2 separate regions of the Homo sapiens genome follow, and region 2 is linked to region 1. Evidence: chromatin contacts called from ENCODE Hi-C data. All regions are on one chromosome and are shown on one strand. The core of a region is the stretch at or near the end of the contact, and the rest is flanking DNA. Distances in the headings are between cores, read along the strand shown. Region 1 holds the start of ZNF281 (zinc finger protein 281). Region 2 holds the start of MAPKAPK2 (MAPK activated protein kinase 2).

What was found. A loop is a pair of places that touch in the nucleus more often than their neighbours do. Pooled maps may share reads with other maps.
Region 2: a map of ascending aorta shows a loop between it and region 1 (10-fold over the local background). The contact joins the promoter of MAPKAPK2 here to the promoter of ZNF281 in region 1. A Hi-C loop is called at or near these places in 1 of 168 maps with a recorded cell type or tissue (ascending aorta), 1 of 37 single-sample maps with no recorded cell type and 4 of 50 pooled maps.

Annotation. Positions count from the first base shown.
Region 1 is chr1:200,407,682-200,413,127 of GRCh38, reverse strand. It overlaps ZNF281 (zinc finger protein 281), which reads left to right and starts at 3,092. Exons shown (of 2, transcript NM_001281293.2): 1 at 3,092-3,182; 2 at 3,405-5,446. The coding sequence starts at 3,423. RefSeq lists enhancers at 1,232-1,838, 2,514-2,563, 2,110-2,687, 2,688-3,265, 3,266-3,843 and a silencer at 2,904-3,083.
Region 2 is chr1:206,682,747-206,688,192 of GRCh38, reverse strand. MAPKAPK2 (MAPK activated protein kinase 2) reads right to left here and starts at 3,288. Exons shown (of 10, transcript NM_032960.4): 1 at 2,685-3,288. The coding sequence starts at 2,963. LOC124904495 (a long non-coding RNA gene) reads left to right here and starts at 3,387. Exons shown (of 3, transcript XR_007066833.1): 1 at 3,387-4,452; 2 at 4,650-4,842; 3 at 5,083-5,446. LOC124904496 (a long non-coding RNA gene) reads right to left here. Exons shown (of 3, transcript XR_007066834.1): 3 at 5,205-5,286. RefSeq lists enhancers at 1-121, 122-683 and silencers at 2,023-2,112, 2,523-2,612, 2,623-2,672, 3,133-3,312.

The DNA of each region.
Region 1 (5,446 bases), core at 1,843-4,342:
TAAGTTTATTCTTTTAGCTGCTTTATAATTTTTTTTTTTTAATTTTAACCCTGTTGAAGATTGTAACAAATATATTCTAGTTGCTACAGTCTAAAACAGTGCTTGGAAATACTGATGCTTAGTGTTATTTCTATGATTACTTTAATAACATTTCCTGAGTTTAATTTTTTCATTACCCAGCTATCTTTCAGAACTGGTATATTGATTTTTCTAATTAATATTCTTTGTACTTGGGATGGTATTTTTATTTTGTACTTCTAAAGAATTGAATAGCACAACCATTATAAGTGATGTGCTTGCTATGTTATCATATAAATGCTCAAGGTACACCTTCTAATGTTGAAAAATAGGAAAATAAATTGACCTTGATGAAGTGTGTCTTCTTTTGTCTGTTCCCAGGAAAGTTTATTTCAGGTATTTCTACTGCTGAAATGATTAGCGTTAACAGCTTTTCCCCTCCATTTTATTTTACAGGGTCTCTTCATCTTCCTGATATATGGGGTGTACAACACAGAGGTAAGTCTGCTTGGAGTATCTCAAGGCTGACAGAGTGAATGAGAGAAATGACAGGTTTCTTATCTTGATAACTGAGGAACAAAGTTGGCTTTTCATATGAGTGTCCTACTGCCCTTCATGCTTGGACTAGCTTATATGCATCCCAGCTTACCATTAAACACTGACACCCTGAATAAAGGGACAGCCTCATTTCTCACAGGCGTTGACTAATATTTTACGACTGCCTTAAGTTTTTGAACTTTCAGTCTTTAACACTTAGCTATTGTAGAAAAAAACAAAAACAAAAACAAAAAAACAACTCAGCCTCTCCTATACTCTCACTCAACAATCAACACAGAAGATTTCTGCGACCAAATGTGTAGGGGTTTCTCCCCACACACCGAGCAAGCAATCAATTCTGCAGCAGACACCACTGGGGTGTCCTCCAATTCAATTCTGACACTACCTACCTGGAGACAGCATCAGATCCCCCAGATTAAGAGCCCAGGCCTACAAGACTGGCCGGCCGCATTTCAGATGCCAATCACAAGCCCCAGGTAGTTTTACCTGTGCTTCTGACTGACCAGCTGTAAATCGGGGTTCCCATGACCCCTTCCTTGGGCTTGATTAATTTGCTAGAGCAGCTCATAGAACCCAGGCAAACACTTACGTTTTCCGGTTTACTATTAAGGACATTACAAAGGCTATCGATGAACACCAGATGAAGAGATGGATGGGGGAAAGTCTGTGGGAAGGGGCGCGGAGCTTCCACGCCCTTTCCGGGTGCGCCATCCTCCTGGAACCTTCACGGGTTCGCTTACAGGAAGCTCTCCAAACCCCGTCCTTTTTTAGGTTTTTATGAAGGCTTCATTACACAGGCATGATTGATTAAATCATTGGCCATTGAAGATCAACTTAACCTTCAATCCCTCTCTCCTCCCCGGAGGTCGGGGGGTGGGACTGAAAGTCCCAAACTCTAATCCTGCCTTGGTCTTTCCGGTGACCAGCCCCCATCCTGAAGCTACCTAGGGGTTGCCAGCCATCATCAGTCGCTTCATTAGCATACAAAAAGACATTTATTACTTTGCAGATTCCAAGGATTTTTAGCAGTTGTATGCCACAAAACGGTTCAAAGTCCAAATATATATTTCACAATATCACAACTATACTTGACAGTATTAAAGTGTCAGTTTAAGTGGTGGAATACTTACATGTTGTTTCATGGGATTAGAAAAAAAGCAATTTCTTCTTATCTCAAAATTCTCATTAAATATTGTCTGTAAAATTTTTAGGGCAGGCTGAGAGAGGTCCATAAGTATTAGTAAATAATCCCTATGGTTTCGATTGTGAAATTTCCCAGAGAATTTATTATTTAATTATGAGAAGTTATTTAGCTAGAAACATTGTGATGTACATGTAACTTCATTAAGAAAACATACTATGTAAATAAGCTGTTGTCATAGTTCTAGTTCTTTTATTTAAAATTTCTCATTTATAAATATCCTTTGCTAGGAAAGTGTCTGGTTTAGATTTCTGCATGCTTAACATGAAATCGAGTGCCTTGTGTACATTAGACACTGAATAAATATTTGTTGTTTGATTTTGTTGATATAACTTTGATTTTAAGATTTTACTTCATAATTTTCCCTTACAAGAAAAATTTCTAAATTTGCAATGAGTTTCTCGGTATTCTGTACTGGCGAGGAAAGAGTTGATCCTAGCAGAGCTCTTAGAATGGCCTGGTGGTTAATTTTTCATAAACAATATAAAGGGCCAGGCATTCATAACGTGGCAAACAGACTGATTAGCCAGGCTAAGGTACGGGGGCATTTAAATAAGATGTAATGATAATGAAGTATGTGTGTGGGCGTGTTTTACAGGACTGCTGCACCTGGATTACGCTCGGTTTCCTCTTCCAGTAGCCTTCAGGAAGGTTGGCAGTAAGACAAGTTTTTTTCTTTTTCTTTTTTTTTTTTTTGTTGCAACGGTACCACTAATTGCGGTTTCAAAGCAGGCTCCTCCCATAAATGCAAAGGATATGCGCCCATTATTAGTGCTTCCAAATTCAAAGGGATAACATAAGCACCTGTTTTAATAAATGTTGAGCATTTGGAGTTGAATGCTTCTTGATAGAATCAAAAGTGCCCTCAATGATCCACTTCTAGGTTTGAATTTTATTTCAAGACCTGGATTGCAAAACCTAGAGTGAAGAAAGCCCTAACATTGAATCCTCAGTTTCCCTCACCTTCTCTTCCAGCCCCTTTCTCTGCATCTCCCACGCCACGCTGTAGTACAGTCCCCCGTAACTTCCCGCCCCTTGGGTTCCACCTCCTGAGCGTCTTTCCCCCAGAAACCCTCAACCACTTTCATCTCCTTCAGTGCAGCCCACCAATCACGCCTGTTCGCCTCGAAAGCCCCTTTTTAGCAGGGCTCCAAATCCCCGCCTCCCCTGCCCTTGCTCCCCCGCCTCCGCCCAACGGCCCCAGTGATTGACAGGCAGGCCGGGCGGAAGCTGCGGCGCAGGCGCCCTGGCTCCTTAGCCCTCCCCTCTGGCCGGGTCGAGGAGTTCCCAGCAGACACTGCGCCGCGGCTGCGCAGTACACGGGAGGCTTTTAATTCCATTGTGGAGAGGACGGCGTTATTTTTATTAACTGGAGGCGACGGCGGCTGCGGCGGCGGCGGGACCCGTAAGTATTGCCGGTGGGTCCAGGAGGGAGAGGGCGAGGCCTGGGGAAGAGTCGCAGGACCATGCGTGCCGGTGCCGGAGGCGACTGGGCTGGGAATTAGTGCTGGGCGCGTTGCGGTCTGGGCGGCGGCGCGGCGGGGTCCTTAGCGCTGCGGTGGTCCCGGCCCGGGGCCCGGTTCCACCTCCTTTCCTCCCTCTTCCCTCTTCCTCCTCCTTTCTTCAGCCAGGCCTCCTCCGGGGTATGAAAATCGGCAGTGGGTTCCTGAGTGGCGGCGGAGGTACCGGCAGTAGCGGTGGTAGCGGCTCCGGCGGCGGTGGTAGTGGCGGCGGCGGCGGCGGCGGCAGCAGCGGCAGGAGGGCAGAGATGGAACCCACCTTTCCCCAGGGTATGGTTATGTTCAACCACCGTCTTCCCCCGGTCACCAGCTTCACCCGGCCGGCGGGGTCGGCCGCCCCTCCCCCGCAATGCGTGTTATCCTCCTCTACCTCCGCAGCCCCGGCCGCTGAGCCCCCCCCTCCGCCAGCCCCGGACATGACTTTCAAGAAGGAGCCGGCGGCGTCAGCCGCGGCCTTCCCCTCGCAGAGGACCTCCTGGGGGTTCTTGCAGTCTTTGGTTAGCATCAAACAGGAGAAACCCGCGGATCCTGAGGAGCAGCAGTCCCACCACCACCATCACCACCACCACTATGGGGGGCTGTTCGCTGGAGCTGAAGAGAGGTCTCCAGGCCTAGGAGGCGGTGAAGGGGGGAGTCACGGCGTCATCCAGGACCTCAGTATTCTCCACCAGCATGTCCAGCAGCAACCAGCCCAGCACCACCGTGACGTATTACTCAGCAGCAGTAGCAGGACTGATGACCACCATGGCACTGAGGAGCCAAAGCAGGACACTAATGTCAAAAAGGCAAAAAGGCCAAAGCCAGAATCTCAGGGAATCAAAGCCAAGAGGAAGCCAAGTGCATCTTCCAAACCTTCTTTGGTTGGAGATGGAGAAGGTGCCATCCTCTCCCCAAGTCAGAAACCTCATATCTGTGATCACTGTAGTGCTGCTTTCCGAAGCTCCTATCACCTGCGGAGACATGTCCTCATTCATACAGGAGAAAGACCTTTCCAGTGCAGCCAGTGTAGTATGGGTTTCATTCAGAAATACCTACTACAGAGACATGAGAAAATTCATAGTAGAGAGAAGCCATTTGGATGTGATCAGTGCAGCATGAAGTTTATTCAGAAGTACCATATGGAGAGACACAAGAGGACACATAGTGGAGAAAAGCCATATAAGTGTGACACTTGCCAACAGTATTTTTCAAGGACTGATAGATTGTTGAAGCACAGGCGCACATGTGGTGAAGTCATAGTTAAAGGAGCCACTAGTGCAGAACCTGGGTCATCAAACCATACCAATATGGGTAATCTGGCTGTGTTGTCTCAGGGAAATACAAGTTCTTCAAGGAGAAAAACAAAGTCAAAAAGCATAGCTATTGAAAATAAGGAACAGAAGACCGGTAAAACAAATGAATCGCAAATTTCAAATAATATAAACATGCAGAGTTACTCAGTAGAAATGCCTACCGTGTCTTCCAGTGGAGGCATAATTGGCACTGGAATAGATGAACTGCAGAAGAGGGTGCCAAAATTGATCTTTAAGAAAGGAAGCAGAAAGAATACAGATAAAAACTACCTTAACTTTGTGTCACCATTACCAGACATAGTAGGACAGAAATCCTTGTCTGGAAAACCAAGTGGCTCACTTGGCATAGTATCAAATAATAGTGTGGAGACCATTGGTCTTCTCCAAAGTACAAGTGGCAAACAAGGTCAGATAAGTAGTAATTATGATGATGCCATGCAGTTTTCAAAGAAAAGAAGATATTTACCAACTGCCAGCAGCAACAGTGCCTTTTCTATAAACGTAGGACACATGGTCTCCCAACAGTCTGTCATTCAGTCTGCAGGTGTCAGTGTTTTGGACAATGAGGCACCATTGTCACTTATTGACTCCTCAGCTCTAAATGCTGAAATTAAATCTTGTCATGACAAGTCTGGAATTCCTGATGAGGTTTTACAAAGTATTTTGGATCAATACTCCAACAAATCAGAAAGCCAGAAAGAGGATCCTTTCAATATTGCAGAACCACGAGTGGATTTACACACCTCAGGAGAACACTCAGAATTGGTTCAAGAAGAAAATTTGAGCCCAGGCACCCAAACACCTTCAAATGATAAAGCAAGTATGTTGCAAGAATACTCCAAATACCTCCAACAGGC
Region 2 (5,446 bases), core at 2,039-4,538, 6.3 Mb before region 1:
AGTCCCTTGCAACTCTGACTGGAAGCATGACTCAGAACTTAGCAAAAGCAGCCAGGAGAGATGGTGAGGTGAGGTCAAAGCACCCACCAAAAGCATTTAAATGGGAGCTCTCTGAGGTGGAGGGAGAGAAGCAGCAGGGTGAGCTGGGACTCTTTTTCAAATGCTGATTTCACTTAACAGGGCTAAGAGGTCACCGACTATAGGCAGAGAGGAGAGCATCTAAGCAGCTGCCAGCTCCCATCAACTCTCAGGGCTGCAACATAGCAGACTTCTGAACCCCAGCAGAGGCTGGGCTCCTGCCCTCCAGCTCTGCCCTAGCCCCCAGCATTGGCCTCGGCACACTGTAGAATAGAGGTCTCCTCCCCTTTTCTCAGGCACCTTCCCAAGGGGGTAATCCCTCTTGCCCCACTCCATCTTCCTCTCCTGCTTTATAATCACTAGACTTCTGGTTTTGAAAACCATTTCACTACTCAGCACCTGAGGTTAATCAAAATTCAAGATCTAGAAATCTCTTTGGTGTGTGTCTCTGGAACAGCGTTCTTTGAACCAGATTCCCCCCACAGCTGTAATTATGTCTCAGCCAATATTTGGATATGGAAGTGCTGTTAACACTGCTGTCAGTCTCCAAATGCCTTGTCTCTCCTTTCTTCCTCCATTATTAAGTTTTAACACAAAGACGTGTGTGGGAAATCCACAATTTAACAGTTGAGTCAACTTAAAAGATCTGGGAGCAGGCTGCCTGTCAAAACAGACTGACTTCACTCTTCGCCCACTTCTAACCTGAGAGGGATAAACTATGAGTGTTATTTAACACGCTGCTGGATTTTTCCTTCCAAAACTATTCAAAGTAGAAAAATATGTAAACCTCTCTCTCGTTAGTTACAAGAGAAATCTGAATTGCCACTCAAAAGCATTTTATAGGATGATTTTGTGCGTGTGTCTATTAAACAGAATACAGAGCAGAAGTTGGGAGCTTTTGTTCTGAAGTCTTTACATAATATTCCAAATATCCAAGAGAATGAACAGCCAGTGTCCCCAAACTACTAATGGGTGAAGGCAGATGGTGTCTCAGAGGGGACAGCAAACACTCCTGTAAAGACCGTCTGTCACTTCCTCAATGATACAGGTTAACTGTGGTCAAACTGTATTCACCCAACTCCAGTCCCCAAGGTCAGAGCCATGCTCAATCCAAACAACTCCTCCTCCTCCTTTCCCTTCAGTTATGAGTAGGGAAAGAGAAGTCTAAGACACAAATGTTGAAGTGTTGAAGATACTTATCCCCTCTCCAACAGTCAACACTAAACAACAACCGAGATCCCAGAGCAATAACTTACAGTAGAAAGCAAAGCACTGTAACAGGGTTGAGTATGAGAGCAGCAGGAAAACAATTCTAGAGGCCTTAAAATCTAGAAATGGAACATGCTTGCCCCGTACAACCCCGAAGTACTGGTGTTTCTTTTAAAACATCTGATCGTATATTCCAATAGTTCCACCCATACCACATTTCTGAGTTTTGTACTTGACAACTGAAATACAGCTCGCTGTGGGGGCTGAAGGGGAAGAGAAAAATATAACACAGGAAGTATTTTTCTCCTCCTCCAATCATTGAGACACCCCAGGGGAAACAGACCTGAGGCGTCACCTTTAGAGATTGGTTTGACCTGAAACCCCTGTGAGAGGAAAACCTTGTTGGTGACCCTGCAAGACCGGCTCACACTTCACTGCGGACCCACCCATCTCATGAGACCTCCCAGTCCATTGTGTTTAACTTCTGAAGTCGATATTCTCACTTGAATCCTTATTCTCCCCACCACCACACCCCTTAAAGAAAGAAAAGGGATGGGCTCCCCCGGCTCAAGGATAATGTTTCCTCAGACTGCCCATCACGGCGCGAGTCCAGGACAGCAAGTGGCCCTCTCTAGGAGGCGGAATCAGCACGGGCCCGGCCGCGGGTTACAGACTCTGTTCACAATGATCAGCCGGGCCGCGGACACCGCCGGCCTCTCCCCGGAGCCGCCCCGCGCGGGCGTGGGAGGGGGCCAGCTGAGGGGGCCAGCTCCGGGATCCAAATAATCCCGCCCCCGCAGCCGGGGGACACCCAGGACCCTCCCGCCGCACACCTCCTGCCCGGCGCGCCCCAAGGCGGCCCGGCTGCCCTCGCGAGGCTCGGGGAAGTGAAATCACACATTCCGGCTCCCAAATAAGGAGCGAGGCTAAATAAACCTCTGCGATCCGACTTCTCCAAACCAACCGACCAACCGGCTCAATGAGTAATGGGCCTTTTGTGCCCGCAGAGAGAGAAAAAGGAGGGAGGAGAGGACGGGGAACCACCAACCCCAAAATCACTTCCTTGAGATGGAGTGAAATTAGCAGAAGTCCCGAAGCCAACCGTTCTGACTCGGCTGGATCCCGCTCAAACCCCAAAATGGCAGGGTCCCCTGAGTCCCCAGGAGCGGGTCCCAGGGCTCCCGCCCGGGAGCGGCCGGAAGCGGTCAGGGAGGCGAGGGCGCTGGGACCCGCCGCCCGCGCCGCACTCGGCACCGCCGGCCCGGCCGCCCCGCCCCGCCCCGCCGCGGCCACCCCTCCGCCCCGCGCCGCGACCCAGGCCGGGACGGGCACCCGACGCCGTGGAGCTCCAGGGCCCGGGACCGGCCCCGCCTCCCCTCCCCGGGCCCCAGACCTACTTTGAGGGCGAATTTCTCCTGGGTCCTCTTGTTGAAGATCTGCAAAACTTTGCCGTTGATGCCCAGCCCCAGGACCTGGCTGGTGACCTTGTAGTCATCGATGATGGCGTTCTTCTTGATCTGCAGGCCGGACTTGACGTGGAACTGCGGGAACTGCTGCGGGGGCGGCGGCGGCGGCTGCGCCGGGGGGTGCGGCAGGGCAGGGGTGGGGGGCTGCGGCGGCGGGGCCGGGGCGGGGAACGGCACCGGCGGGCTCTGGCCCTGGGAGTTGGACAGCATGGTGCCCGGGGACGCCGGGGCACAGGCGGGGGTGCCCGCGGCCGCCCCCTCCTCCGGCTCCGGGCCCCCTCCCCGCCGCCCCCCGACGGGCTGCGAAGTTCGCTCCGGGCTGGAGCCGGCTTCCCCGACCCGGCCCGGCTCCAGGCTCGGCGGGTCGCGGGGCTCCGTGGGTCCCACCGCGCGCCGCTGGCTCCCACCGGCCCGGCGCCCTCCCTCCCTCCCCCCGGGGGCCTGGCGCTCTGGGGACCGCGGGGCGGCGGGGGCCCGGCCGGGGGGAAGCGGCCGCGCGACAATGTACCCAGCCCCGGGCCGGCGGCCGCGTCACAGCCTCGTCTGCGTCCGGGGCCGGTCCTTAAAGGGGAGGGGCGGGGGGCGGGGCCTGGGGAGGCGTGGCGTGGGGGGAGGGGCGGGCCTTAAAGGGGAGGACGCGCGGTGCCGGGAGCTGGGAGGATCGCGGAGTAGGCTGGGGGCTGCTGCCTCGCGGACAGTGAGAGGGGACAGGGAGAGGGGACGAAGAAATGCTAGTTCTTAACCAAGGCTATGCAAAGGGAGAGGGGAGGCGTGTCAAAGGAGCTGCATAATTCAGATGGAAAATCCACTCCTCTCCAATTGTCTGGGCTTCTTAGCGGCAGCGAATTGGGAGAGGGGTGTATTTCCAAGGACAGGGATGGCTTGTAGGTATCCAGCTAGATGAGACCTCGTGGGGGTGGGGGGGAGCTGGAATCACAGGGGTCATTCATCCCAGGAAAAGGTGTGAGCCAAAGGCGGGCGTATTAAATATTTCCCTAACTTCAACATTTTCCTCTGAGGTTTTTTGCATCTCTTTTCTCATTAATTTATTGTTTTTCAGTAAAGACGTATTATTGTGTAACCAGGAGCACTTTAGTAATTATACCTTTGAACATGTTTTCCTGTAAATAAACTAAAAAGGATACAGGGTGGGAAGAGGATGGGTTGAGATTGGGGCCACCTGAATTCCCGCCATCCTTTGCCACGGATTGGCTGTGTGAGGCTGAGCAAGCCTTGCACCTCTCTCTCCGTGGGAAGAACAGCGAGACCTTTTCAAAGGTTGTGGGCAGAGTCAAAGGAGATAATGAAACTGAAGGGGAGGCCCTGGGGAATGGCTTCTGATTTCCGATGTGGAAAAATTAATCCGTAAGAAGTGGGTTAGCCCCGTGTATCTCAGGAAAAGCCCAGGGATCTAGCTGGACCCTGCATAGAAGCTGCCAGGAGGCCTCCACACACATTCTGATGGGGTTCGAGATGACCAAGTACATTCCTGCCGACCTCCTCCCACCTCTGACTGGCAGAACATTTGAGAAATGGCAAGCAACCCAGACAGGTGAACACAAAACCTCAGCTTAAGTCTTGGTAAGGCCAGTTAGAGAATGAGGCTTGACCTATGGCCACACATGCCCCCTAATAGGTCCCCCAAAACTCCAGAGAGAAGACAACACCCCCAGAAGTGGCCACTGGGGATAGAACTTAGGTAGGTAAGGGACAAGTGCAAATGTCTCTTCCCTCATTCACCTTTCCCAGAAGATGCTTGTGGAGGCAGGAATGAGGGGGAGGAGTGAGGGGTGGGAGTTACCCTCCCAACACTGTCCTTTCCTGGGGCAGGTAGGGCTCTGTGGACCAAGGAGAGACATGTTTCCCCCGACACAAACATATGCTCTTCTCAAGCAGCATCTGCTTAGCTCCATGTACAAGGTGCCGTGCTCAGCCCTGCAGCGGTGGATGGTGTTATCTGATGGGGAAGAAGACAGATAACAGTGGCACAGAGAGGATGGCAGACACCTTCCTAGGAGCCCGAAGCACAGGGATTCTCTTCTGTCTACAGCAGCCAGCAGCTTCCTCCCGAGTCTACAGGATAGATACGGTTAGACAGCTCCCCAGATGCCCCTGACTCTTCAAAGACAAAGACACTATCTAAGGCCACGGGGATAGGAAAACATCTTCACTCCACTACTTCTATAGCACTGCTATCACCTCCCCGAAGCACACACAGGAGATGCCCAAGGACAAGAGGAACGCAGGGGTGGGAAGGTGGAAGGCTCCAACTGCTCAGGCTCTGGTGGGGCTGCTCTGGAGTCTGAGTTGGTCTTTTTTTTCTTTGCAGAGTCACTGGAAGCTCCCTATGGCTTGGTGTTGAGGTATCACCTGCTTTTCTCCACAAAGCTAGAAAGAGAATAACTTCCTTCTGCCTTTTCAGAGGCAGCAAGGCACAGTGGTAAGATGACAGGATCTAGAGACAAATGAGCTGAAGCCAAGACTGTCCTCCAACTGGGTTACCTTGAGCAAGACATGTAACATCTCTCAGCATCTGAAAAAGAAAAGAAAAAAACAACAAAATCTACTTTCGGGGCTGAGAGAGAATAAAATGAAATAGTAATTATGAGAACACATCCTAAAGCATAAACTATACATTATCATGAAATATTAAATATCACCATTATTTAGACATTGCTGGCTTGCTCCTCTGC